Linked DNA regions of Homo sapiens: all the other regions are linked to region 1. A link is an interaction called in ENCODE POLR2A ChIA-PET data of the cell type or tissue named here. Cell type or tissue: HCT116. All regions are shown on one strand. Links, peaks and the distances in the headings refer to the core of each region. The heading gives the core; the rest is flanking DNA.

The links. ChIA-PET counts read pairs that join two places held together with the same protein. Peaks named below come from ENCODE experiments on the same cell type or tissue, not always from the same donor. Only the 100,000 strongest peaks of a DNase experiment are listed, where the experiment ranks them.
Region 2: POLR2A ChIA-PET joins it to region 1 with 11 read pairs; 10 of 35 experiments call an interaction of 5 or more read pairs at or near these places.
Region 3: POLR2A ChIA-PET joins it to region 1 with 57 read pairs; 26 of 35 experiments call an interaction of 5 or more read pairs at or near these places.
Region 4: POLR2A ChIA-PET joins it to region 1 with 12 read pairs; 26 of 35 experiments call an interaction of 5 or more read pairs at or near these places.
Region 5: POLR2A ChIA-PET joins it to region 1 with 16 read pairs; 26 of 35 experiments call an interaction of 5 or more read pairs at or near these places.

The regions. Positions count from the first base shown.
Region 1 is chr5:140,344,188-140,348,662 of GRCh38, forward strand. HBEGF (heparin binding EGF like growth factor) reads right to left here and starts at 2,416. Exons shown (of 6, transcript NM_001945.3): 1 at 2,096-2,416; 2 at 1,724-1,897. The coding sequence starts at 2,141. RefSeq lists silencers at 2,331-2,610, 2,651-2,700. In HCT116, for the core only: a CTCF peak has its summit at 2,662 (motif pointing right); DNase peaks (open chromatin) are centred at 662 and 2,584; H3K4me3 peaks cover 3,235 bases; H3K27ac peaks cover 2,259 bases.
Region 2 is chr5:140,166,589-140,171,063 of GRCh38, forward strand. It overlaps LOC101929719 (a long non-coding RNA gene), which reads left to right. Exons shown (of 5, transcript NR_130738.1): 3 at 777-885; 4 at 1,093-1,214; 5 at 2,049-2,197. Among named protein-coding and RNA genes, the nearest start is that of CYSTM1, 6.4 kb to the right of the region's middle. RefSeq lists a silencer at 3,217-3,412. In HCT116, for the core only: a CTCF peak has its summit at 3,003 (motif pointing right); no DNase peak of the experiment used is centred there.
Region 3 is chr5:140,238,831-140,243,305 of GRCh38, forward strand. CYSTM1 (cysteine rich transmembrane module containing 1) reads left to right here. Exons shown (of 3, transcript NM_032412.4): 3 at 4,475. Among named protein-coding and RNA genes, the nearest start is that of PFDN1, 62 kb to the right of the region's middle. RefSeq lists enhancers at 396-1,234, 2,073-2,911, 2,912-3,748. In HCT116, for the core only: CTCF peaks have their summits at 1,192 (motif pointing right), 3,531 and 3,743; DNase peaks (open chromatin) are centred at 1,216 and 2,691; H3K4me3 peaks cover 583 bases; H3K27ac peaks cover 1,396 bases.
Region 4 is chr5:140,254,765-140,259,239 of GRCh38, forward strand. The region is part of intron 3 of PFDN1 (prefoldin subunit 1); the gene reads right to left. Among named protein-coding and RNA genes, the nearest start is that of PFDN1, 46 kb to the right of the region's middle. In HCT116, for the core only: no CTCF peak of the experiment used is centred there; no DNase peak of the experiment used is centred there.
Region 5 is chr5:140,249,676-140,254,150 of GRCh38, forward strand. The region is part of intron 3 of PFDN1 (prefoldin subunit 1); the gene reads right to left. Among named protein-coding and RNA genes, the nearest start is that of PFDN1, 51 kb to the right of the region's middle. In HCT116, for the core only: no CTCF peak of the experiment used is centred there; a DNase peak (open chromatin) is centred at 2,066; H3K27ac peaks cover 2,029 bases.

The DNA of each region.
Region 1 (4,475 bases), core at 196-4,195:
ACTCAAGGTCATGCAGGATTGGGATTAGAACTGTGTTCTCTGGACTTCACTCCAATGTCCTTCCTCACCACACCAAGCTGCCTCACACACTCCCATCTCCTCCCTCTCACAAGTCTAGAGCACCTGAGATGCTGATCCAGGCATGAATGGGCTCTGAAGTCCATAGACCTGTGCTCCAATTTCAGCTATTTACTGTGGGCAGTCACTTAACTCCTCTGAACCTCAGGTTCTCAGTAAAATGTGGATAGCCAAAGTAACTATCTCAAAAGGTTGCTATAAGTGTTACATTAGCCAGGATAACATATCAAGTGCCTAGAACACAGTAGGAATTTAATAAATGGTAGCAGTCATTTATTTTAGGTGGTAGGATCCCCAGACCTGAAAAATAGTCCTTGCCCAGCAAAGCCAAAAGAAGGGAAGAGAAGTAGGTGCCAGCAGCCCCCACAGTCTTTCATTTCCTCTCATCCAGTCCCAGGCCCCCTCAGAGCTCAGAAGGTGATACAGGTGGTCAGAGGAACCCAGTGACCAGAGCTTCGGGGAGAGCAAGGCAGGGGGGCCAAGCCAATCAGAAAGGGGAGGGAGAAGGTGCAGGGTGACAGCCAGGCTCCTGCCATGGACAGGGAGCAGTGAGTCAGGTCTGCAGAGGTAAGAGGAGCAGCCGTGTGGGTGGGGGGTGGGGGTGGGGTGAGTCACAGCCCAGCCCTGCCCAGCCTAGGAGGAGAGGGCCAGGAGAATCCAGGCTGTTCAGGTCATGGGCAACCCCAGAGGGCCACTGGGAGAGGATGAAGTATGGGAGCCCAGGCTCAGTTTTGGAGTATGTGCTTGATTTATACAAAGTAGAGAGAGTATCCAAGGAAAGCTCCTGGGAATGAGGGAGAAGGGCAGCTGAGGAGCAGGTGGAACTAGAACAGGTGGGCATCTGTCCAACCAAATATAGTCATTCCAGGGTACAGTGCTGAGTCCTTGCTCTACTCTGGATAATCTCCTCAGGTTTGGAGGCAGGAGAGCTGGCAGGCTCTGGACTCTGCCCTGTACCTGTACTTGGCCACAGCCAAAGAGGCTGGTTGGAGGATCCTACACAGCCCTCCCCATTTGGAGTCTCCTCAGGAATGCAAGGTGCTCAGTAAGCTGCAGGTTTCCGGTAGCATTCACAGATATCCAGCATTTTAATACAGCCCCCTAGGGGCTCAGTGCTCACCATTCACAGCCTCATCTAGGGCGGCCAAGAGCTCCTCATTCCCCTCTGTTTCCCCAATCTGGAGACAGGTGGATGGAGGAGGCCAACACTGCACACTTTCTAGAGATGTGCCTGGGCATCTCCGCATGTGTTACCTCTATTTTATATATAATAGTCATTTGATATGGGAATTAGAACTGGCGCCCATTTTTACATAGTAGCTCTAGGGAAAGCATCTCAACCATTCCTTGTTCCTATCACCCAGCTTACCTAAGAAGAACGTAACAACCCCAGACAACACGTCTGATTCAATTTGCCCCGGAGTACCCAGAAGGGCAGCAACCCAGCAGGTGAGGCAATGACAAGAGAGAGAGAGTGGGACCTATATTCCAGGATCCCCCAGTGCCCATCAGGCCGATCAGCTTTTCCCCGAGGTTCTCCATGAATACCCTCAACCCACAGTATTGCCCAAACAGCAAGAATCTTGGATCTGCTTATTCTTCAACAGCCCACCAAGGTCCAAGGATGGGGGGCCTCCACACCCACCTCTCAAAAGGTCCAGATCTGCCTCTTGCAAGTCACGGACTTTCCGGTCCCGGCCGCCTCCTAGGGGTAGCAGCTGGTCCGTGGATACAGTGGGAGGGTCCGGGTTGCTGGTTCCAGCAGCTAGCCCTCTCCGAAGCCGCTCCAGGCTCTCGCCAGTCACCAGTGCCGAGAGAACTGCGGGCGAGAGGCCAGGCCGCATCAGACACCCGCCCAGACCCCTGACCAACACGCACCGATGCCGACGCCCGTCCGCCAGAGCGCAAGGGCCCCACCAAGTGGCCCGTGCCGGGTGCGCTGCGGCGACCTTCCCCCATGCCCCCAGCACAACGCCCCCATCCCCCCGATCTCCGGGGGCGTCGGCAGCCCTCTTACCTGCAGCCAGAAAGAGCTTCAGCACCACCGACGGCAGCAGCTTCATGGTCCCGCACCGAGAGGAGGCGGCGAGGCACCAGTCACTTTCGAAGCGGCGGCCACTGGGCGCTGGCACCAGAGCTGGGCGGCGGAGCTCAGGAGATTCCGCCGGGCACCGTCTGCCGCCCGCCTCTGCGTGCAAGCCTGGCCGGGACCCAGGCGCAGCTCGCTCTTCTTGAGTGTCTTGTCTTGCTCACTCAGCCCGCCCGCGCGGCCGCCCGACCCCGCGCGCCTAGGTCAGGCCAGCCAGCAGCGTGGCCCGCGTAGCTCCTTCGGCCGAATGAGCGCTGCCCGGCTCGCGGCCGGGAATAAGGCTCCAGGAGGCGCGGAAGCTCCGCCCCGCCCGGCGCCGCCCCCTCCCTCCTCCCGTGCTGGGAAGCTCGCCCGGCTCGCGGCGCCGGCAGCGCAGCCCCCGACCCCGCGGGCGCGGCGGAGGACTGGGCGGGAGGAGAGGGCGGCGTTCACAATTTTTGGGACCAGGCCGAGGCAGCCGCGGCCTGATTGTGGGTAGGGCTACTGACCGGCAGGTGGCGGAGAGCGGTTCCTACCTTTCCCCAAACGCCTGTCACTCTGCAGCCTTGTGACTGACTGCTGAGCTGAGTTCTGTTCCGGGCCTGGCCTCTTGCTTCATCTAAGCCCCATACCAGGGGTCTCCATCCCTGTCACCCTCTAAGTTTCAGAAGCCCACCTTTTGGCCTACCAACACGGCAAGTATCAAATAATAATTAATTCATCTATCATTTAAAAATTAGACACGTGAATGCCAGCCGTTCTCATAAACCCGAGATAACCAGAGTTGAAGTTGCAGGCACTTAGTATCAATCCAGCAAAAGCAAAGGAAGTTAGTACTCTCTTAGTCTCTGGAGTGGCTTCCTCCCATCTTCCCTCAGGGGACATTAGGATTTTTGAACTATGGGTTGTAATTCCCAGGCTTCTGAGATTGGAGAGACACAGGTTGTGAAACAAGCCTTATTCTTTTCCTTGCCTTTGACTGCCACCTTTTTCCTCAACATAAAAAATGAGCCACCCTCCCATAGGACCCAGCTGGCTAACCTAGATTGCTGTTTCACAGACACTAGGTGTTTCTCTTCCAACCCATGTGCTTTTGCAGGGGTCTTCTGGAGTCACTGTCCTGACCCAAAGAAATGAGTGTCTCAGTAGGTATTTCAGTTTCCAGGGACGTGCTGGGGAGAGAGTTGTTTGACACAGGGCTGGGTTGGCTTTCAGAGCCCTGAAATTGTGCCAGATAGAGCACTTGCCGGATTCTGCCTGTGTGTAGGGATAAAAACAGGCCTGCTATTTATACACAGTCTATCCCACTGTCCCTCCCTATCCCCACCTTTGCAGGGGTCAGTCTGGCCCTGCCCTCTTAACTTGCTCCAGTAACCTAGGCCTAGGTTTCCATAGTGCACTGGAATCACTACAGACCTGAGTTTGAATCCTGCCTTTGCTACTTACTGTGTGACCTTGGACAAGAAACTTAATTTCACTGAGCCTCAGTTTTGACGTCTCTCAAATGGAAAAAATAATAACAATAATAATAATGACTACTTTGTAGGGAGCTTTTTGAGAAATGAATGCGGGAACACATAAAAGTAGTTAGTATAGTGCCAGGCACACTATAAGCTCTCAATAAATGTGACCCATTATTATTGTTGCTGTTAATAATAATCACTAAGCACTTGACCACTCTATTTCCTTAGAGGCCTCTTTTCTCTCACTTCTCTAGATCGCTTGCCTTCCCCTAGGCCATATCTGAGGCTTTATGATATAGTTGGGCTGGTTTCAGACAGAAGCTCACCTGTCACCTATTTGGCTAAGAGCCACTGTTAGATTATCCTTTTGGGTGATGAGTATCGGGCCTAGGACCTCAGTGCATGGTCACCGCCCAAGCCATGACTTTGCCCTCCCTCAGCAGCTGCCTGGCCACCTGCTTCCCCAAAACAAAGCCACCTTGGGGTCAAGGCTCTCCCCAGGGGAGGGTGGAGAGAAACACTTCCTGACACATGGTCAAATCACCCCCTTTCCCCCACCCTCGCCAGAGTCACACCCTGCTCTCTTGCCCCAGCCTGCCTTTCTCCCTTCACATGCTCTGTCCTTCCGCCTTCTCACCCCCACATCAGCCTCAGTCCCATTCATGGGGCAACTCCAAACTTTCATCACACCTGGAGCCTCACCCCAGCTAGGTTTGTGTGTCAGCCAGGTTTTACAGGAAGGGCCTGAAAAAAGAAGATAAAAAGCTTGAATTGGATTTGGGACAGTCACTTCCCCTCTCAGAATCTTGGATGTCTCTGAGCAAAGAAAAGGAATCACAATTCATGCTGAGGCAATCTCATTAACT
Region 2 (4,475 bases), core at 156-4,155, 180 kb before region 1:
TTCTTAGATGGGGAAACTGAGACTCAAAAAGGTGGAGTAAGTAGTGCTGGGTCCCAAGGTGAGGACATAGGGGAACCATGGCTGGAACACAGGCCTCTGGACACTCCGAATCATAGCATTGCCCTGTGTCCCCTTCAGTGGGAAAAGTCACTTCATCTCTTAATCTTAAATGATCTTCCAAGCAAGAGGAGGGGAGAGGAGGAGTATAAGCTTTCTTTGTCCCATCTTTTTCAGAAGGTATCTAAGTCCTTCCTGTGTGTGTCTTCCAAAGATACAGTACCAGGACCTAGAGAGGCTGAGATTTAGAGCCTCATGGTGCAAACTCAATTGTAGGGTCCTAGCCAGGACTACTTGCCTGTATCTTCTAAGAATCTCACAACAGTGCCACATGCCTCAGCTTTATCCAAGCAACAGAAGGAGGTGGTGGAGGTGGTGATGGCAGCAGCAGCAGCAGCAGCAGCAGTGGCAGCAAATCTGTCCCCAGTGCACTACAGTACTGTTTTGCTATGATGAAATACACATGGCATATGGCTACAAAGTTACTATCTTGAGAGTGGATAGAAATGGGATTTTTCATGTGCCAGATTTCACTTCCCTTTCTGAAACAATTCTTGTAGTAAACAGAGGTTTTCTGATCTTGCTAAGATCAAGAGGATGGGAATTCCTTTACACTTTTAAAGTAAGACCACTGTCTTGTAGAGTTTCAGTCTGTTGATGGTGCAAATGTTTTTTAAACATGGACGCTATTCTGTGTTCCTCCCTCTTTCCTTCCAAAGGCTACGACACAAAGAGGAGCTGCTAACACCAGATGACCAACTCCTTTCCAGTTACGGACCATCCCGGTGATGAGACCTCCATATGTTGTCTGATGGCCGCAGTTCCTTGGCAAGTGGGTGGGGAAAAGGAAAGTTGTGTTGAGTGTGGGAGGCCACAGGGTGGAGGAGGTTAGGAAGGACCAGAAAGCACATAGAATGTGACTTTAAGGAGGAGAATTTTTTTGAACCATGTCTTGTGTGCTGACAGCATAATGATCATTATTAGGGCCTCAGATGTAACATGAAGCCCACCCTGAAGTTAAATTTTCCTTTTCAGAGAAGCGTGGCCTGTCAGCCCAGCATCAGATGGTTCCATGCCAACCTCCTCCATGGCTAGGTGTTGGAGCGCCCCAGCTGCTGCCTCCCTGGTAGCTTTCATTAAAGGACTTTGCTTTTTTGGTAAATAAGGGCCCCATTTTTCTACCTTAGTCTTTGAAAATCAACCTGAGAAACACTTTGTGTAAGTACCACAGATGTATTTGCAGTTTTCTACACACATTTAGTTTCTGGGGTTTTTCGTTGTTTTTTGTTTGTTTGTTTTTTGAGATAGAGTTGCCCAGGCTGGAGTGCAGTGGCATGATCTTGGCTCACTGCAGCCTCCACCTCCCAGGTTCAAGTGATTCTCCTGCCTCAGCCTCCCGAGTAGCTGGCATTACAGTTGTGTACCACCACGTCCACCTAATTTTTTGTATTTTCAGTAGAGATGGTGTTTCACCATGTTGGCCAGGCTGGTCTTGAACTCCTGACCTCAAATGATCAACTGCCTTGGACTCCCAAAGTGCTGGGATTACAGGCATGAGCCACTGTGCCCGGCTGGCCAACTAGTTTCAAGGTTGCTATCTGGAATCCTACCTCCCCAGGCACCCTCCTGGTCACAGCATGACCTCTAACAGAGGGGCAGATCTGTAGCCTTAGTTGTACCCAGACAAATTTGGTTTGGCTTTCATGGTATTTTGAAATTGGTTTTCATGTCAAAATCCTGTTTGCTGGCTTCTCTTGAAAAATCAGAAAACTTGGCCACATTGAGTTATATTCCTGAATGTCAAGTGGCTGGATCTGAATGAGTAGTGCTCCCTTTGCACAGAGCATGTTATCTGATATGCCTCAGTCCCTACCACTTCCCACCATCCCCCGCAACCACACCCCAAGAGAAAATATGAGCTAAAAGGCAGATATAGATATAGGTGTTCTGGTCTTGACCCTACCACTCATTTCCTGTGGCTCCTTGAACAGGTGTCTACATCTCTTAGGAAGAAGAGAATAATGAGATGATGTATGCAGAGCACTGGCAGAAAGCCTAGCATAGAGGAATCTGAGGATTCGCCATGCATGCTTCCTGGTATATAGTACTAGTTCTTGTCAATGGCACAGAGACTTGAAGACTGTATATAAATGGACACACCTACTAGAATGTAAGCTTCATATGCACAAGGACTTTAAAAAATCTGTTTTGCTTATTTCTACATCCCCAGGGCCTAGAGCAGTCCCTGGCACATGGTAGGCCATAGGCCCTCAGTAAATGTGTTGAATGAATATGTGGATTTAATATTTCCCTGACTTATTTTCTTATGTCATGTGCTAAGTCATCGGTCCATTTTAAAAATATAAATGCAAATAGACTTATAAGCTGATTATTTCTAATTTATATGTGTTGAATTTATTTTCTTAATTACTGAAAAGATTAAAAAGCAGAAGGATGCTTCATAGTTGACGGAACTTCATTGCCATAGTCATTTGACTCACAGCCTGGGAGAAAAATGTATTCTTCTTCTAGGTTGATTTTCTAAGATCACTATCAGAAGGCCAGGCTACTTCAGGAATCAAGTCAAAATTAAAAACACATGCATTTATGTGATACCTCTTGAGAACGCAAGTTGCTGTACAAACACATTTAAAGCATTAAGTGCTCCCTGATGCCCTTTCCTCAGAAGTAGTACTTCCAGAAAGGAGAGTGCATTTAGGTAAAACCAATGGCAGGTTCTATGCAATGATATCAACATGGCTCAACCTCTGAGTGCCAGAATTTGCTTCTCATTAGATACAACTTTTCTGGAAATACAAGAGAAGGTAAGTTGATTTCCAAGTGAATTCAAGCCTATGAATTCACAGGTTCATAGCTGTATTACATTACAGAACCTTTCAATAGGAGGAGCTTTCAGGAAGCTTGTGGTTTCAGTATTGGTGGCCTGTAGGGGTCAGTTGTGTTTTTTGTTTGCTCAGCATCCATTCCTCCTACTTCTGGTAACTAAACTTGAATTTTCCTTGGGAAGCCATTCTTCCACACTTTCAACTGTGGGATTTGGGGGAGGCTGTGTTCACCCCCAGCTCCAGAAGAGAACATGGAACCAGCCAATGTGTTACATGCCCTGGCTACGGCCACACATTCAGGAGAAAAGCAAGTTACCCAACTAAGCTCCTGACAGGGCGCGGTAACTCATGCCTGTAATCCCACCACTTTGGGAGGCCGAGACAGGTGGATCACTTGAGGTCGGGAGTTCAAGTCTAGCCTGGCTAACATGGTGAAACCCTGTCTTTAATAAAAATACAAAAAAATTAGCTGGGCGTGGTGGGGTATACCTGTAATCCCAGCTACTCGGGAGGCTGAGGCAGGAGAATTGCTTGAACCCAGGAGGCAGAGGTTGCAGTGAGCCAATATCATGCCACTGCACTCCAGCCTCGGTTACAGAACGAGACTCTGCCTCAAATAAATAAACAAATAAATAAATAAATAAATAAATAAAAACTTAAAAAATAAAAACTAAGCTCCATTCTAGAGCTTTTCTTAGTATTATTAGGAAAGAGAAAGCCTTTTGTCTGCTGAGACTTTTCACTGTGAGAATGAAATTCTGATACCATCAGAAGGATTATCTGAGAATGAAGACATGCAAAGAAAAGAGCTGAGAAAGAGAAAGGGGAGAATCCTGGTGACAGTGTTTGAGTGCCTGGATCCAGCTATACCTGAAAATCAGACTCATCCCTGGATTTTTGGCTTCATGAGCCAATACATTATCTCTCCCTCTTTAAGCTGATTTGAATAGTGCTTCAGCACTTGCAGTGGAGAAATTCCTGACAAGCAAATTGGAATTTGAAAACATAGATCAGAAAAAGAGCCAGAAGGGCCGGGTGCAGTGGCTTATGCTTGTAATCCCAGCACTTTGAGAGGCTGAGGTGGGTAGATCACTTGAGCCCAGAGTTCAAGACCAGCCTGGGCAACATGGTGAAACCTGTCTCTACAAAAAAAACAAAACAAAACACACACACACACACACACACACACACACACACACACACACACACACACACACAAATTAGCTGGCTGCGGTGGTGTGCACCTGTAGTCCCAGCTACTCGGGGGAGAAATTGAAATGAACCAGAGGCCAAGTCTCAGTGAACTTCTCCAGTGCTTTAAACCTCTCTATACTTGACTGAGGGAGAATTCTGATAGTATTTGCGATTGAGCCTGGGAGCTCCACAATTATATTGTTCAATTGGTGCAGACTTTCATTCAGTAGAGTTACTGAGTGCCTGTGCATGCCATGTACCAGCAAGTGGACAGGCTTTCTCATTTTCAGGAGGGGTTGCTTCTAGTCCCTGGTCAGCCCTTCTTCACCCTTTGGGGCTACACCATTGCCTTCTGACCCAGCCTGAATACTTCTGCCA
Region 3 (4,475 bases), core at 211-4,210, 110 kb before region 1:
CCCAATGCGGGGCAAGGGCAGTTGAGCAGACTACAGGTCCTCCTGCCCCTGGCAAAGCCATCATCTCCCCTGGTGGCACTTTTTGGAAGGTGTGGTGATTGTAGTTGTCTTAGCAGTTGAGGGCCAGCCCTGGGTGCCCATCGCTGGTCTGGGTGATAAGGGGCCACGGTGCTGCTTCCTCACTCCTGGAGCAAGAAGGCTGCAGGCATCAGAACCCTCTGGGAGGCTCTGGTCTTTCTGTTTGCCTTTCCCGCCTAGCTCTCTTGGGTTGGGACTGGTACAGACACTTGCAAAAACAAGAAGGACCTAATAAGGCTCAATTACCACATCAAGGCACTCGATTCATCATTTACAAAGTCCCAGCCATGCAGATGAAGGTTTCAGATGCCAGAATGGGGCTGAGAATTGGAGCCTTCACCTGAGAAGGCCTATACTCACACTTCCTGCAGGTCATCCCTGCCCTGACCTCTATGGAAACTGGAGCCCCACTTGCCCATTGCCTACCCAGAACCAGGTTTCTGAGTAGCCCATGTGAATGTCATCTCTGGGAATGTACAATACAGTAGTCCTAGATCCTGGGACCAAGGGGACTACTGGTTGGTGTGTCTGGTGGCCAAAGTGGCAGTGGGCACTGGTGGCCCTGGAGAAGACCCCAGGGCTTGTTGGACAGGCCTGGCATCGTCCATCTATCTTTTCTGCTTCCAGCTTGAAGGCAAGAAGGTGGGAGGTGCCCCTGCCAGAAACTGCTCAGCTCTTCCCAAAGCTGCTGCGCACCTGAGACCCAGGGCTTCCTGGGCCTTTCTGACCTAGCCTGGGCTCCTGGGCCACATCTGTGTGCTCACGCACCTCTCCCTGCACGTTCCCCACCCCACACTTGTGTTTGCATCCATGTGGCAAAGCTCTGGGTGCCTGCCCCTCTGCAGGCCCCACATCAGACTGGGGCTGAGAATACTGAGGGTTGATTCAAAGGGCTGACTGCGGGCAAGAGAGGCAAGCCAGTGCAGGGTCCCCTGGACCTGACCCCCACTCCACCTGTAGTCCCCTAGGAATAGTCCCTTCTTCTCTGGGGCCGGTTGAATAGGGTGGTCTGAGACACTAGATAGCGAATGAGGGATGAGCCTTTTGGCGCTGATGCTTATGGAAGGAAACCAGTCCTTAAGACCCTGCCCGCGTCAGGAGCTGGAACCCAGCTCCGGTCCCTAGACTGGCCACAGGGGGGCACTTGATCTCCAAGAAGCAGCTCAATCTGAGCAGCCACAGCAGGCACCAGAACCTCTTCCCAGGTTGGGCACTGACTGCTACCAACGTGCCCAGAAAGGTGGTGCCTGTTACCATCCCAGCACCCCCCCACTGCTCTTTTAACCCCTCTCCCTTTTTTCCGTCTTTTTAAAAAGGTTTATATTTTTAAATAGCATTCCAATTACAGAAATTGAGAGAAGAGTTGCCGAGATGGTAGTTTCTGTAAACAGTTTAACATCTTATGTAACCATAGTTCTGCCTGCTTTTTGTCTTCTGCTTGGCTGTAGAGGAGGCAGTTGCCAGGATGGCCCATCTCTGGTTGTGGAACACCTGGGTTGGGGCCACCTCTGCCACAGCTCCTGCTGGGTGACTCGCACTGCCAGCTAAGCCTCAGTGCACAGAGGGCCCCGGGCTTCAAGTACTGAGTGGCCCAGGACCCAGGTAGCATGGGGTGCCAGCCAGGATAGTGCACGAGTTCTCAGGCAGAGTCCCCCATTGGGAAGTGGGGAGTGACGGGGATGGTAGCAGAGCAGAATGCCAGGAATGGTGAGGCCCTGGGGTGGGTGGGGATCCTGGGGCAGAGACTAGGCTGTGCAGCTCAGTGCACCCTCTGGAGATGCAGTACCCTGAACCCTGCACCTAGAAGATGCAGTTGTAAAATTTCTGGGCCCCACCGCAGGTGCTCTGAAGAACTGTGAGGGCTGCCTTGGGGGTTTCTCCTGCGCTAGTCATCCCTGCTTTGGGCGACTGAAGCAAGGAAAACGCAGGTCACTCCCACCTCCAGACCCACGCTACTCCCCATTGCCCATCCTCCCAACAGCCCAGGAGCAGAGATTCTGTCCTCAGCTAAAGGTGAAAAGGTCCTAAGGCTTTTGGGAAACTTGGTGCTCCAGGAAATAAGTGACTCGGGTTTCTAAGTTATGTGTGGGCACTCAACGCCCCTGTCATGGCTGTCACAGCCCTCTGGTTTGAAGTCCTCCATTTTGTAGCTGCTGTTTCTAACCTCTGTCAGCACTGCCTGGGAGTAATGAGTTCAAAGTCCCTAGTTCCCCACGTTTCCAAGTATGTTATGTGAAAGCCCTGGCAAGAACGAACCTGATTAAACTGGAGGAAAAAGGTGGAGCAAGCAAGACTAGGACGTTTTTGTTTCCCCAGTTAAGCTGCCTGAGGTTCAGGGGCTCTGACAGGTGAGAAAGGCATGGCCACCGCCTCAGCCCTGTCTCTGGAGGCTGGGGAGAAGGGGAAGCAGTGAGGAGACTGACTGATGTCCTGATGCCCATGCCCCACACGGCGGTCATGAAGACTGAGTGGCCCCATGTCCAGAAAGCCCTCAGCACAGGGCCTGGCACTTGTGAATACCTCAATAAATGGTAACTTAAGAGAGCCTGTGAGGCCCCTCCCACTGCAGCCAGCCTCCAGCTGAGTCTCTGGCCTGAAGCCCAGGGATGGCCTGCACATGAATCAAGCAGGCTATTTCCAGAGCTGGCAGGGGAGGGGCTTTCTGTCCCAGGGGCAGGCGAGCCAATCCTGTGACAGGGAGAGCACAGGGAAGGGGTTATTCAAGGGGATCTGCATGCCATTGTATTCTGGTTTCCCTGTCCAGAGCTGCCCATGCAGGATCCCGGGGTGGGCAGGCCATCCAGGCAGATGGAAGGGACACTCTGCCTGGGGCTTTCCTGCTGCAGTGACCCCAGGGCCTGGGGTGGCCAGGCTTCAGTGGGTAGGGTAGGCTCTGGCTGGATGTGAGAGATGACTTTGCTGTAGCCCCAGTCACCTCTGTTCTCTTTCTGATCCCTTTTCTATCCCAGTTGGGTATGAGCAAGCCTGGCTTGCCAGAGGCTTTAGAGCCATAAAGGCCTGGGTTCGGATTCTGCCCTTGCCTCTGCCTCGTCACATGTGCTTGAACGAGAGACTTGAGCTCTCTAAGCCTCGAATTCCTTGCCTGTGAAGTGGGAATGATGGTAGTATCTACCTCAGGGTTGCTGTGAAGACGAAATCAGGTACTTGACCTTAGGAGGCCTCAGAATAAATGAGCCATTCATCCTCTCCCTCTGAGCAGGCTTTCCTGGTGAAGGGCATCTAGACCCAGACCTGTGCTGCTGAGTGGAGCCAAATGCAAGTGGACTAGGATTAAACCTGTGCCATAGGAGAAGGAAAAGGAACATGTCCGTGCAGTAGAGGGCAGCTGATACAACGGGAGGACCTGGAAAATCTCCCTACTAACCCACTCAGCGTGCCCTGTAATAGCAATGACACCAGGCTCCAGAGAGAGGCGCTGCCGAGAGAGGTCTAAAAACAGATACAAAACACAAGAAAACTGAAAGAAAACCCCTAAAGGACTGGCTTAATTGATAACATTCATGCATTCATGAACTTTGGAAAAGTGAAATGCTTACTGCTTATGAGTTTGATGACAGTGGTTGTTTTGAGATTTTCAGTGGCCACAGATTGACTAGCAGCCATTTAAAATATGTCCTTATGGGAAGAGAAGCTAATGCCGCAAATCAGCTAACAAGTAGTGGGTAGTTGGGGTCCTTCTTGACCTATGGATTTGTTTAGCACTCAGATCTCTCGATAGAGCACTTGGCCATGACAGGGCTCAGGTTTCCAGCTCCATTTGGAGGAAAAGTGAGCATGCTAGGCTCAGGAAGACACCACACAGGCTCCAGCCGCCCCATCCCACTCAGCCAGGTTTTCATCCCTGCCTTCCTTCATCGTTTATGTCAAGGTATAGAGGTTGGGGGCACATTCTGAAATTGTGTATTGCCCAGGAATGAAAAACCAGGGCTCTTGATTATTCTTTAAGGGTTTAAAGCCCCCCTTTAAAAGGAGATTTTAATTCCCTTTCCTCTGTTATTCTTGGGTGATGGGTCAGCTGTATCCCAAGAAATGACCCCCAGTTCCCCTCCAGGGGGGAAGACATGCTACCTGGTTTACAAACCAAGTAGGGTTGGCCAACTCTGGTTGCCTTGGCATGGGGCCATTCTGCAAGTTCTCTAGTACTTGTCCCTGTGAGGGTGAGGGCGTCCTGAGTCTGGAGTGGCAGGAGGGAGAAAGCAGCTGAGCTGAGCCACCCTCCTTCCATTCAGCAGCAGCAATGGCAGGAACACGGTTTCACCAGTCTGCTCAATAGTTTTCCCCTGGTGTAGCCTTCCTGTGGTCCTGGGAGGCTAACTTTGCAGGGCCTGGGGTTTGCACCAGTCCATTCTCACCCTCTTCCCTCTTCTCCCTCCAGT
Region 4 (4,475 bases), core at 354-4,353, 89 kb before region 1:
CATTTCTTCAACCTCGTCACGCAACAACTTGTTCATTTTCCATTATGCTTCCATGGGCTTTTCCCTTCCTACCCAGCTTTGCTTATATAGTCCATCATTTATATTTATTCTCCTTATATTTACCCTTTCACCTATGTCCCTCTCTCCCTCTGTTGCACTTACCTGGGAAAATGCCAACCCAGATTAAACTCAACCATCTACCCACTCCATGCCTCACCTGAGTGGCTGAATGTTGCTGGAGGAAAATGCTAAACTGTGCTGAATGGTCTCACTTTAAATTCAGAGCCATGAATCCCAAATGGGCACTATGGAAATTCTATTAAACCTCCTTTATATGTTCATTGTCTGCTCTCCAAAATAACTATTTCATGCTTTGTCTTGTCTCCTCAAATCGCCTATTCTCCCTCCTCTCAGCTGAGAAAATAAATCTCATAAGAACTCTATCTTCCCTCTACCAAATCTACTAATCGACCTACACCTGTATGTATAGTCTCTTCTTTCTCTACTGTTAAAATTGATAGCATCCCTGTACTGTGTTTTTAAAGGAATCAAAATACAACCCTGCACTTTGGAAGGCTGAGGTGGGAGGATCACTTGAGGGAAGGAGTTTGAGACCAGCTGGCCCTTGGGCTGTAATTTACAGAACCCTGGCCGAGAATATCACCCACCTATTAGTGAGACCCTATCTCTACAGCGAGACCCCCATCTCTACAAAAATAAAAAAATCAGCTGGGCATGGTGGTGCATGTCTGTAGCCCCAGCTACTCAGAAGGCTAAGGCAGGAGGATCACTTGAGTCCAGGAGGTTGAGACTGCATGCAGTGAGCCGTGATCATGCCACTGCACTCAAGCCTGGGTGACAGAGCAAGGCCCTGTCTCAAAACAAAACAAAAACACACACACAACCCTTCCACTTAGACAATGATTTCATCCCCACATACCTTCTCAGAAACTTCACTCTTACCATTAACCTTCCTTTCTTCTTAATCTTCTATTTCTTACTCTGCAAGATCCTTCTTGGTGAGGCAAACCATTAAAAAACCCTTTCTTTACCTCTCAGTCCCCTGAAAGTACTGCCTTTTTTCTGCAAAACTTCTTGAATCGGTTTTCTAAGGCAGCTGCCTCCCCTGTCTTCCCTCCTATCTGCTCCTCAGACCTCTCCAATCACACTTCTACCTCCTCTAATGAATTGGCTGTGATTCAAGTCCAATGATCTCTATGGGTGCTTCTCTGTCATCTTACTCAACCTCTCAACAGTGTTCAACACAGTTCTTGGAACACTTTCTCCTTCTAGCTTTCATGACACCACACTTCTATTCTCCTCCGACATAACTGGCTACTCTTTCTAAGTTCTCCTTTGCTGACTACCCCTCCTCTGCTCAGCTTCCGAATGCTGCATTTCCCAAGAAGCTGTCCTGGAACTCCTCCTCTTCTCCCCATCTGCACTCCCTCTTAGAAACTCTCATCTCGGCCAGGTGTGGTGGCTCACACCTGTAATCTCAGCACTTTGGGAAGCTGAGGCATGAGAATCGCTTGAACCCAGGAGGCAGATGTTGCAGTGAGCTGAGATCAAGCCACTGTACTCCAGCGTGGGTGACAGAGCAAGCCTCCATCTCAAACAACAACAACAACAACAAAACCAATACTCTCATCTCATAGCTTTAAACATTATATGACTCCTAATTTGTATCTCCAACCCTATATCCCCTTAATTCCAGATTTAACATATCCAATTATTTATAAAACATATCCTCTTTGATGTCAAACCCAGACTTTAATATGTTTAAAACAAACACAACTGATTTATGGTCACCCCCACCCCTACCCCTCCCTGACTTCCCCATCTCAGTGAATGGCACTCATCCAACTGCTCAATGTAAAAAACAAAAAATGACAAAAAAAAAAAAAAAAAAAAAAAAGCTATGTTTTTCAAGAATGACCCTACATGGCACATCCCTGATTTTTTTCTTTTCCTCAATCCCCACACCTTCCATCCAATCCATCGGCAAATCTTATTAGCTTACTTCCAAATATATTCCCAAACTCTACTCTTCTTTCTATCTAGCACCACTGCCCTCGTCCTAGTCCAAGCCTCCATCATCTCTTGCCTGGAGGTGTGTCGTGGACACTCTCACACTGAATCAAGTTAGCCTCTGCTCAAAAAACCTCTAATGGGCCAGGCGTGGTGGCTCACACCTGTAATCCCTGCACTTCGGGAGGTTGAGGCAGGTGGATCACCTGAGGTCAGGAGTTTTGAGACCAGCCTGGACAACATGATAAAAACCCTGTCTCTACTAAAAATAAAAAAAATTAGCTGGGCATGGTGGCACACGCCTGTAATCCCAGCTACTCAGGAGGCTGAGGCAGGAGAATCGCTTGAGCCCGGGAGGTGGAGGTTGCAGTGAGCCGAGATCACGCCACTGCACTCCAGCCTGGGCAACAAGAGCAAAACTCCATCTCAAAAAAAAAAAAAAAAGCCTCTAATGGTTTCACCTCACACTTAGAAAACAAGCCAGACTCTTTAACCAAGGTGCTCAGGCTCCACATGGCCTCACTCCTGCCAACCCCTCCACTTCATTACTACTCTGTCCCCCTTTCACTTGCTTAAACAGCTCCAGCAGACTTATTTCTGTCTTAAGACAGGAATATCTCTCTGTGTAATATTTCTCTGTGACCTCCACCTGGAATGTTCTTCCTTGAGATACTTTTAGGTGGCTGTCTGCTTCTTTTCATTCACATCTTAGCTGAAATTTCACTTTTTCAGAAAGCCCTTCCCCAATTATTCAACTAAAGAAGGTCTCCAGTAACTCTCTAAAACATCACCCTTACTACATGATGGTTTCTTGTTTATTTCTTTATTGTCTGTATCTCAGTGTAAGCTCCAAAGAGTAGGGATCATGTCTGATTTGATTAATGCTATAACCCTAGCACCAAGAACTGGCACATAATTCATCTAACCAACAGGTATTGGGCACTCAGCACTCCAAAGAGCACCAACAGTAGAGAAGCGAACAAAGCACACACTTATCCCTGGAGATTATACTGTTGCAGGCCACACAGACATTTAGCTACCATTGTAATAAGGGATCTGAGGGAAACCATGGTCTTCGATGGAGGAAACATCTGATGGAATCAAGGAACTCACAGAGGGACTTGAGAACTCAGCTCTGAAGGATGAGCAGGAATTAACAAGAGGAGAGGTGAGAGTGGGGAGAGAGTAATTCCAGATAAATGGAGTCCGGCAAGTTGGGAGAACTGAATGTCAACCAGGGAGACTGAAGCACAGAGACAGAAAGGGTGAGAATACAGAGATGAGGCTGGTGAGGCTGAGTCAGATCGTGTGGGGTCTTAAGCCATATTAAAGTTCTGGAATTTATCTTGAAGGCAATGGAATGCCACTGGGTTTTAAGCAGGAGAGCAAAAGTCAAATTTCCATTAAAAACAATCTCACTCAGCTGAAGCATACAGAATGAATGAGAACAGAGCTTCCCAAAAACGTCCTATGAGTCATGAATGGGTAACAGATGTGCCCAGGATATTGATCCCTCAGTCCCTGGAGTGGCTGGGTGGTCCAGGGCAGCCAAAACCCCCCTGAGCAGTTGCCTCCAGCTTTGAGCACCTTTGTCCGGTTACCCCAGTGAATTGTGCAAATACAATTTTCTGAGAGCTGTACTGTTAAAAAAAAAAAAAAAAAAAAGCCTGGGAAGCACTGGATTAGAGAATACACGCGTGAATGTTGGAAACCTATTAGGAGGCCACTGCAATCGTCTTGGAAAGAGATGACAGTATCTTAGTGGTGACAATGGAGATGAAGAAGAGCAGATAGATTTCTGAAATATTCAGGAGGAAAATCAACAAGAGGACTTCACCACTCCCTTCATCATAACCTTCATTAGACATCAGAAGCTGAGGAGGAAGATGTCAGGAATGACTCCCAGGATGCCCAGTTGGGGCTTGCATACTGGCTTGAGGGTGCTGCCTTTCACTGAGAGAAGAAATGCAGGAGGAGGACCTGGTTTGGAAGGGAAGATTCTGAGCTTCGTTTTGGGTTTAAGGTACCTGTGAGACATCCAAATGAGATGTGAAAAACTAGATTGGCTCTGGAGTTCATGGAAGAAATCTGGGCTAGAGATATAATTTTGCATAGACGTGGTACTTGAAGTCGTGAGAATGGATGAAATTCCTAGGTAAAGAACATACAATAAGAGGACTTAGCCTTCAAGAAATTCAACATTTTAAGTCTGGAATGAAGAGCAGGAACCAGTAAATAAAACTAAAAAGGAGGGAAATGTGTGTCATAGAAACCAAAAGGAGAGTAGTTCAGGAAAAAGAATGAGGTCACTAAAAATCATTGGATATGTTCAAATAGGAAGAGTGACAACACGTCAGAAATGGTTGGGGGCTAGAAAGGGGAGCGCTACATCAAGTGGCCTGTAGGATATCTTACAACTTTAAAAAGTTGAGACCTGACCCTAA
Region 5 (4,475 bases), core at 162-4,161, 95 kb before region 1:
GGGTTTCTGGCTGCTTGCATTCGTGGTGGAAGGCGAAGGGGAGCCACCTGTACAGAAATCATGTGGCCAGAGAGGAAATGAGAGAGGAGGTGCCAGGCTCTTTTCAACAGCCAGTCAGTGAAGAAACAAAGCATGAGAACTCACTCCCATGAGAATGGTACCAAGCCATACACAAGAAACCCGCCCCCATAATCCAAACATCTCCCACCAGGCCCCACCTTCAACACTGGGGATCAAATTTTTTTGCGGGGGTTGGGGGGGTCTGGGGGTACCAAATTTCAACATGAGACCTGCCAGGGGGCAAAGAAACCCTATGCACACCACAGCAGGGGCATCCTTCATTTCCAGTGCGGTGCTGTGCTCTTGGGTAAGGGCACTAACCCCATTTAAAGGGCTCTGCCCTCATGACCTACTCATCTCCCAAATGGCCACACCTCCTAACACCATCATCTCAGGAGTTAGGATTTCAACAAAGACTTTAGGGAGAAACAACTATTCACACCACAGTACTTTTCAACTTCCAAGAAGCCATGCATGCATGGTCTTGGTTTCAGCTAAATCTCCGACCTCACCTCCAACAACTCTTCCCCGTCACTCCTTCAGCTCCAGTCACACAGGCCTCCCATGCTGCTCCTCCAATCCACCAGGTATGTTCCTGCCTGGCCTTTGCCCTTCGCTGTGCTCTCCATGTAGAAGTTCTCTTCCCCAGATATTCACATTACTCATCCCCTCACTTCCTTCAGGGCTTTCTCAAATGTTACCTTATCTGCGAGGCCTTCTTGAGTACATGCTGCCCAATACTCCCTATTCTCCTCACCTTGACTCTTCTCCAGAGCTCTTTCCACCACAGGAAGGAGAAACTGTCTGGCTTCCCTTATGAGACGGAAAGGTCCACAAGGGCAGGACTTTGTTCTGTCACCTGATACGGTCCTACCGTCTAGAAGAATGGCTGGCACATAATAGGAATTTAATGTTTGTTGAATAAAGTGCTTTAGTGTGGGAAATGACGCCTTACTGATGTACACACACTTTTTAGTTTTCCCTCCCAACTTGAATAATCAAGGAACGCCCAACAGAAGAAGCAAAGGCAGAAAATGACCATTTTCCTTCAAGGTGGTTTTCAGCTTTCGGCATTGCCCTCTCACCCCCTGCCCCTGGATATACACAGATTTAAAACTCCAACCTATCACTACAAACAATGTCAAGTATTTGAGGTAATGAATATGTTAACTAGCTTGATTTAATTATTCTACATTATATTCTTTTTATTTTTTTTTGAAACAGGGTCTTGCTCTGTTGCCTAAGGTAGAGTGCAATGGCATGATCTAGGCTCACTGCAAACTCTGCCTCCCAGGTTTAAGCAATTCTCCCATCTCAGCCTCCCGAGTAGCTGAGGATTACAGGTGAGTACCACCACACCCAGCTAATTTTTCTATCTTTAGTAGAGACGGGGTTTCACCATGTTGGCCAGGCTGGTCTCGAACTCCTGGCCTCAAATGATCCACCTGCCTCAGCCTCCCAAAGTGCTGGGATTACAGATGTGAACTACTGCACCCAGCCCACATTATATTTATAAATCATAATACTTTTACCCCATAAATCTATACAATTATGAATTACTGATTTATAATAAAATAAATAAATAATAAAACTCAAACGTTACAGATCCCAGTGGGGGCTTTGGATCTGGCCTTGCTTCCACAAACAGAACACGCCCTAACAGGCCTTAATGCTTTATCAGGTCAACTTGCAAAACTAAAAAACAAACCACCCCAATTTCCCATGTCCTGGACTCTGAAATCCTTGAGGAACTGCTCTATCCGATGTCAGCCTCAGGGCTGCTAGGAGTGACATTTGAAATCCACACTTACTACCAGCAGTCCTGGGAGGGCATCTGCTGATCTCACTGTAGCATCTTTCTGTCTTGCCGAGCAATTTCCCTCAGAATGCTTTCACAAGGGAAGTCTCTAGTGGCATCAAACCACAAAGCTCTGGGTGCAGCGACATTCTTGTGGGCCCTTGCCGTGATGACAAACTCTGAGATTTCCTGTGGGGCTCAGCATGGCCAGGGAAATGACATTGTTGGAGTTATTGCTCATCGGCCTGAGGTTCTTTTTTCCAGGAGTCAGACTGAGGGGCTGGTGTTTCATTCTCATCCTCTTACCAAGGAAAGAGGCTCCAGTCCCTAGAACTTTTCTGACATGACACAATCTCTCAAATAGACTCCTGAGGTAATACATCTTGTGACGCTATCACTACAGACTTTTTTCTTTTCTTAGGAACTTTGTCTCCAGCTCTCCTTCTCTAAATTAGTTTTTTTTTTCTTTCTTTCTTTCTTTCCTGTTTATCCTGCCTTGGGGTATTGAAAAGAGTTTTCTCCTCTCTGTCCCTCTATTTTCCCATTTGTAAGATGAGGATTTGGGCAATACCAGTGCATCCCTCCACCCCCACCCCACTCCCATTTCTACTTTAGCCACACGACACTTTCTTCACATGAACTCTTGCCTTAAAGACTAAACAAACAAAACAGGTTAAATGGAGCTCAGAGGAGAGGGGAGACATACTATGGATGTATACGGATATGTACTTTTATCTGAATAAAAATAGCCCTGCTGGCTCATCTCCTGCCCTCCAATCCAGGCATCGGAGGCAACACACAAGGCAGACTTAGGTTCCCTTCTGTTCCTGATATTCTGTGAGAGCTAAGTCCTCAGAGACCCTCTGCTGGGAGTCACGGTTTCTGACCCTGAGTGTGACCTGCCTTGGTCACATACTTCTCTCTTGTGTAAAATCCACAGCTTCCAGCTCCTGGACACCACCACCAACTTCAAGCTCTACTATTAATCAAAAAAACTGAAGGCAATGGCCATCTTTTCGCTGTCTCTACCATGACTTCCAAATTAAAAACCCAAAGCCTCACTAATTCTCGTGTTCGCTCACTGGCAGATCTGTAAAATGGTCAGAGGGTACCAACTGCCCACAATGGGGATGTTTGGCAAGAGGCCAAGAACTCACTGAGGGCTGAAGAAGCATGTTTTGATGGGGGACAAGGTTGGTAGAAGGCAGGGGAAACAAGACAAAAACAGAAAAAAAGGCAACAAGAGGACACAATCAGAGAAGGCAGGATGGAAAATGGGACAGCATGGCCACGGCTGCAGCAGGCAGGGGCAGGGCAGAGCCCTGAGGGCACATGTGCCCTGAGCCGCCAGCCTGGATGGGTGAGGAGGGCCAACAGAGGCAGGCAAAACCCCACACCTGAGAGACAGGTCTAAGCGGTCCACGGATATGCCCACTTGTAAACTCATCTGGGTGCATCCACTTCACCAGAGGACACAGCTAGGCGATATGGTAACCACTGAGCTACACCGCTGGGAGACAAATCAAAGAAAGATAAAGCAATCTTAGGCATGGAGCAGGAGAATAAAGAGAAATCTCGGAAGGAGTTACTGTCCCTGCATCTTCTAGATACTACTTTAGAAATATCCTTCAGAAAAGAAAGACAGAAAAGACCCTTCAGAGGTCTTTCTGCTGAAGGACAGGGACAAAAGACTTGCTTCAGCTAAGCGCTGACCTGTTTTCCTCCCAGGTGTGCTTTTACCTGCCGACAGACTGACACTGCTACCATATGGGGTCAGACTCCCAAACCCCACCTATGATCACATGCTGGCTAGCACCCCCAATTCAGTCTGCCAAGACGAACCCGAACCCCTACACCACTCAAGCACTTTACAGCAGATATACACGAGGGGAAAAAATTCTTCTTCAAACAACAGTGTTTAGCTGCTCGGTCCCCCTGAGGTTTAGGTGAGTTCTACCTACTGCTGCCCTCCCTAACACATCAGCTTCATGTGAGTCCCAGAGAAAGCCCAGCCTACCAGATAACCTGGGAATGACCAGATAGAAAGCTCAGAGTGAAGCACAGAGCCAGGAGCGGCAACTGTCCTAATGCAATATGGTGCTGATCAAGCCTCAGCCAAAGAATCACTACCATCTGCAGGCACCAGGTGTAAAAGGGATGATGACAAGCCAGCAAATCACGTCAAGTGATGGGGTCAAGCGATGGGCAGCTGAAGTCGGTGGGGACTTTTGGTTCAGAGAAGATTAAGGGAAGAAGGAATCTATCACTACCTTAACTATAGAAAGCAATGGCTCTCCAAGTGCAGTCCTCTCCCAGCAGCATCGGGATCACCTGCGAACTTATTAGAAGGGCATATTCTTATGCCTCGACCCAGACCAACTGAACCAGAAACCCTGGGGATGGACTACAGCAATCTGTGTTTTCACAATCCCTCCCGGGTGGCTGTGACCCACACTGAAGTTTGAGACTCAAACTTTTTGTTCTAAATCAGGAGTCAGCAAACTTTTTCTATAAAGGGCCAGATAATAAATATTTCAGGCTTTCACTGTGGGGTTATCTCTGTTACAACTACTCAGCTCTGCCATTGTAGCACAAAAGCAGTCAGACAATGTGTAAA